2 separate regions of the Homo sapiens genome follow, and region 2 is linked to region 1. A link is a loop called in an ENCODE intact Hi-C map of the cell type or tissue named here. Cell type or tissue: PC-3. All regions are shown on one strand. Each heading gives the region's core, and the rest is flanking DNA. Links, peaks and the distances in the headings are about the cores only.

Region 1 (2,775 bases), core at 276-2,775:
TGTTGATAAATTGATTTCTTGGGAAATCCTGGGAAAGTTCCTGGACGTGACCCTGTGGTCCTACCACCACTAGCTACCTGTGACCTTGGGTGAGTCAGCAAGTGGATGCAAAGGGAACACACACAGCACGGTGCCACAGCGGGCACCACCTGCCCCCCGCCGTCACAGATGGCTTGCAAATAAGCTACTCACGTACTTCCTGAGATCTGCTGCACCCAAACACACCAAGCTCAGAGAGGCTTTTGAGGCAGACAAGGGCAGGGAGAGAGGATGGTTCTTCTCGCATGGGTATTTAAGGAGTGTAGTGTCATGCGTGAGTGACTTTTTGGTTAGTAAGTTCTGCTGATTACATGAAGCAATGGGATAACTATCACGGCCAAAAGAGTATTCCTACTGCAGGCTCAGTAAGACTTTCTAATGATATTGAAGTAGTAGTTCCCTGAAAAGAGCTACTATGATCACATGGCTTGGTTAACTGTTTCTTACAAGTCTGAGCATGAATTTAACACACACGAACTATACACTGACAAAGACAGGATGCTCCTGAAATAAAATCACAGCATCTTATTGCATATACTACATCATCCAAGGTCAAAACCCTTTCATAGAGACATTTAAAACTATAACCAAGTAAAAGAGAAAATAGATGCAAATTTGCTTTTACAAAATTTGAAAATCAACCAAAAGAGTAAGGCACAAGATGCAGTCAGCTACAAAGCACTTCAGAGAACAGCGCTTTGCTCTCAGGTCTGGGACCCACCCCCTGGGCAAGGCCGCCTGGCAGCAGGCAGGAACCAAACCCCTGCCACCTCCACTCACTCCCAGGGTTCCTCTTTGCAGGATGGTGGGGAGCGCAGGCACCAAGGCAGGAAGGCCAGGGCAGGAAGATGCCCCGCGTCCTTCACTTTCCCTCAGTGTGAGCACACCAAGTTCCCTCTAACCAGGAGAACAGGACCCTAGGCACCAAAAGTCAAGCATGAGGGACTGCCACAGGCAGTCTGGCAGGTGTCTTTCAGATGCTAAAGTGCCAGGGTTTGCAGGATACTTGGATGGTTTACAGTGATGATGAGTTGGAGTCTTTAAACTCAATGGTGTCCTAGATACTCAGTTAGGATGATAGTGATCCCATCCATCCCGTGGTTGGTCACTGAGCTGCGTACGAAGCTGGCCTAGAATCAGACCCCGCATCCATAGGGAGAAATCATCACCCTCTACCGGGATCTGGATTTGTTTTCAGGATCTATTCTCATGAAGGAGACTTGAGAAGCTGAGAAACTCCAGAAGAATTTAAGTTTCAAAGTCAGATGAGTTTGCTACTCAACCTTCATCATGGTTGTAGCTTTCGCTCCCAGAATACAAGGCCAGAGAGGCACCAACCAGGAGGCAAACTTCACCTTCAAGGCCAGGCAACGCCTGGCTACAGTTAGACCCCGCAGCAGGGTTAAAGAAGGCTACAGTTAGACCCCGCAGCAGGGTTAAAGAAGGCTACAGTTAGACCCCGCAGCAGGGTTAGAGAAGTCTCTCCAGCAAGGCTGGGAGTTCAGCTTCCAATAGATCTAGAGGGCCAGGAGAAAAAGCATGCTGAGTGCCTGGCGGCATCTAGTGGTCACTAGTGGTCACTGCCAGTCATCAGCTTTCCTCCAATAAACCAGTTATCATGAGAATATAAAACAATCAGGAAGAAAAAAAAGTGTAGCTTTTTTTTTTTTTTTTTTTTTTTTTGAGACAAGAGTTTCGCTCTGTTGCCCAGGATAGAGTGCAGTGGCAGTGATCTTGGCTCACTGTAAGCTCCACCTCCCGGGTTCACGCCATTCTCCTGCCTCAGCCTCCCGAGTAGCTGGGACTACAGGCGCCTGCCACCATGCCCGGCTAATTTTTTGTATTTTTAGTAGAGACGGGGTTTCACCGTGTTAGCCTGGATGGTCTTGATCTCCTGACCTCGTGATCTGCCTGCCTCGGCCTCCCAAAGTGCTGGGATTACAGGCGTGAGCCACCGCGCCCGGCCAAAAGTTTAGTATTTTATCAAAGAAAACCATGACATACTAAATAGTCCTGAAACAAAAACGATTTACACATTTTCTTCTGACTAGGTATTTATTAAGTTCTAAAACCTTGAATAACTGCTATTTTAAAAATTCACACTAAAAGAAAACTAGAAATGTTAACATCTTTTACAGAGGGCAGTAAGTGGCCTTTTTTTTTTTTTTAAATTATAATTGCCTAGGAGAAAGGTGAGCTAATCTCTTTGGAAGTGTCATCAGCTGGTGAACTTCATCTTGGTCTCCACTTTATGTCTTTCACTCCATGAAAATGTCTTTTCAAAGCAGTGTTATCCGCCCATGGTGAGTTTAAATAGGCATCATCATCATTTTCTTCCAATCTCTGGAAATAAGTATGTTTTATTCAGGCAGGCATTTCAGGAAAGTGTTTTGCACATAAAGAGACTGAAGAAAGAGTCCATGACTGACCTCCCCCTCTCCCTGCCCTCTAGGAGCAGGATACTGCCATGTCTAACACCAGGGGACACCTGGCAGGACCCCGACAGACCTGCAGACAGAAGCTCTAGAAAGACCCCTCCCCGGCATTCTGCAGAGCTCACTGCTCCCCAGCAGCCCCAGGTAAGGCACACAGGCTATGTGTGGGCGCCAGCACTGCAGAAAGCCCATCTGTCCCCTGCTACCTTGAGCTCCTCTTGTCTTCTGTGATAGTACAGCATCAGCTGCTTCTGCTCCTCACTGCTAATAATAGGCTCTCGGGCTGGAGCTCCCTGTCCCC
Region 2 (2,811 bases), core at 136-2,635, 130 kb before region 1:
CTCAGCCTCCTAAAGTGCTGGGATTGCAGGCGTGAGCCACTGAGCCCGACCAGGATTTTATTTAAATTAAACCAGAGCACACCGCACCTCCGCTTAAAGCCCTCCACTCTGCACACTGTAATTGGAATACATCAGTCTTCAGCTGTGGTCCTGCTGCACACGCCTCTTCCCTCACTACCTCTGGAGCACTCCACCTTTATTCATACCCCTGGGCCTTTGCACAAGCTGTCCCTTTGACCTGGACTGTGCTCACCCCATATCTTGTGTGGCTGGCTTTGCCACACAAGACATCGACCCAGATGTCATCTCAGAGAGGTTTCTCCAGGCACCGGCCAGCATGGCACCTCGTCCCTGCAGTCCCTCTCTGGCGACCCTTTTGTTGGACTTTCTCCACAGCATGGAGATAGACCATGGTATGTGTGTGTGGTTCATCTCCCCAGGAGCTAAGCAGCTCTGCAGGGACTGGTCTGTGGAATTCCCAGCAACTTAAGCAGTGCCAGGCATAGAGTGGGTGCTCACGTGAATCTTGAGGCACAGGAATGAATCAGAGCCCCTCTGAAGTGAGGTGCCCACACTCGGCTCCCGAGGATGGATAATCGTCTGGTTACAGACTGGGAATGTAGGCCTGGTGTCACAGCTTCCAACCTCATGGGATGCTGGAAATCTGGATTTTCTTTTTTTCTAAGTGAAATGTTCCAACTTCTAAAACATTGTGTGAGCCAAACAAAACATGCCTCCAGGGCGCACCTGGGCCACAGGCTGCCAGTGCATGTGTGATCTCTGCTCTGTGCTCCCATTTACTACTGCAGCTCAGCCTCGCTGCTTTCAAGGGGAAAAGGGTCTTTATCCTTAACCCTAGAAGCTGGCAGGAGTTTGGTGGGATGATTATGTGAGAGCGAGGGGTTGGTTTCACTGCAGACCTCTGTAAGGGAGCTTTGTGGTGAGTCCTGGAACATCTGGTTTGAGAGGATGATTTGTGTATTTTTCCTCTTGCCTATAAGTTAAAGTCTGGCAAAACCCCATTTGCTTTAGACTGGATACCCCCTTGGAACACACGCGGTGAAACCCAGTGTCCACAGTGTCTCTCCATGGTCAGGGACCACTTTGGATTTTATAGCAGCTTAGTGTGGCTTTAGTGCTGAGATGCTGTAAAAGAGCATTTCCAGTTCTTCTAAAATATCATCATCATCATCATCATCATCATCATTTTTATTGTTCTGCACAAACACCATCATAATATTTAACAGAAATGAGAAAAGGATTCAGCCACAAATGTTACTCATCAGCTAAAAAGTTCTTACTTTTTTTTTTTTTTTTTTTGGATTTCTCTCCAAGTCGAGTATGAGCTGAGGACTGTTTTACGTAATGGCAGTTCTAAGCAGATCCATTTGCAGACTGCCTTATTTTCCTTTGCTTTATATCATGTGTGTTTTTCCACGTGGCCAAAAAAAATCCTAACAATGCCGAGCACTTCCTAATATCTTGTTAAAAAGACACATCAAATAATTTACGTAACTGTTCCCTGGTGGCCAGATATTTTTCATTTTTTCTGACTTTCAAGTATTGTAAATAATGTATAATGAGCTTGTGCTTGTAGCTTTCCCTTTCTTCCGGCTGACTTCCAGCTGACTTCCTTGGAATAAATTCCCGGAAGTTTTATACCAAAAGATGGCATGAGTATGTTTACAGTTCTTCACAGAGTTCTTTCTAAAAACTTTATCTATCTATCTATCTATCTATCTATCTATCTATCTATCTATCTATCTATATAAACAGGAATGTATAACTGTGGTTTCCCTGCAACGCTGGCAGCTTTATGTATGATTTTTCTGCATGCTTCCAATTTAAGAGGTATAAAATAGTCCTTCGATGTGGTTTTTATTTTGCCTTTCTTTGACTGTGAATGACCTTGGCCATTTCCTCATATTTTTGTGGTTATTGTATTTGCACTTGCACACCTTGTCTCTCTAGCTTTTGCCTCTTTTTTTTTTCCTGTTGGGATCTTTATTGATTTATTTTATGAGTTCTTGGCAGAGTAGGGATAGTAACCCTTGACATGCTTTTTCTGCTGTAATTATCCCCCTATCCTCGGGTTTTTTGTTTTGTTTTGTTTTGTTTTTTGGCAGTTTGGGTTTGTTATGTAGGGCTGGTTGCCTTTTTGATTCTGTGTATGTCATATATAGGGAAGTTCAAGAGGGGCCGGGCGTGGTGGCTCACGACTGGAATCCCAGCACTTTGGGAGGCCGAGGCAGGTGGATCGCCTGAGGTCGGGAGTTTGAGACCAGCCTGGCCAACATGGTGAAACCATGTCTCTACTAAAAATACAAAATTAACCACATGTGGTGGCGCATGCCTGCAATCCCAGCCACTCCGGAGGCTGAGGCCGGAGAATCGCATGAACCTGGGAGGTGGAGGTTGTGGTGAGCCGAGATCGCGCCATTGCACTCCAGCCTGGACAACAAGAGTGAAACTCCGTCTCAAAATAATAATAATAATAATAAGTTCAAGAGGAAGAGGGTGGAGAAGTAGGGGCATGTGTGTGATCCCCCCAAGTTATCGGTGTGACTCCATCCTGCCCCATAAGCACCCCCAGGGCTGCCCGAGGCCTGGCTGCCAGTACTCCCGTATCCTGCACCGCAGTGGGACACACACTCCTGAGCATTTCCATAGACTTGAGGGTCCCCCCATCTGCGTCAAGAAAGCCTCCGAGCTCTGGGTGCAGAGGAGGGAGAGCAGTGCTGCAGTGTTCTGTATATGAAGCCCTAAGCTGGTCCCAACTGAACTGCATCAGGGCAGGCACGGAGGAGGTCA

What was found. Peaks named below come from ENCODE experiments on the same cell type or tissue, not always from the same donor. Only the 100,000 strongest peaks of a DNase experiment are listed, where the experiment ranks them.
Region 2: a loop joins it to region 1, with 8 times the contacts of the local background. A loop is called at or near these places in 2 of 110 quality-filtered maps.

The regions. Positions count from the first base shown.
Region 1 is chr21:32,599,592-32,602,366 of GRCh38, forward strand. All of the region lies in intron 5 of CFAP298-TCP10L (CFAP298-TCP10L readthrough), which reads right to left. It overlaps CFAP298 (cilia and flagella associated protein 298), which reads right to left. Exons shown (of 7, transcript NM_021254.4): 6 at 2,681-2,775; 7 at 1-2,382. The coding sequence ends at 2,272. Among named protein-coding and RNA genes, the nearest start is that of CFAP298, 11 kb to the right of the region's middle. In PC-3, for the core only: a CTCF peak has its summit at 1,595 (motif pointing left); a DNase peak (open chromatin) is centred at 1,590.
Region 2 is chr21:32,474,163-32,476,973 of GRCh38, forward strand. The region is part of intron 4 of EVA1C (eva-1 homolog C); the gene reads left to right. Among named protein-coding and RNA genes, the nearest start is that of EVA1C, 63 kb to the left of the region's middle. In PC-3, for the core only: no CTCF peak of the experiment used is centred there; no DNase peak of the experiment used is centred there; H3K4me3 peaks cover 782 bases; H3K27ac peaks cover 1,724 bases.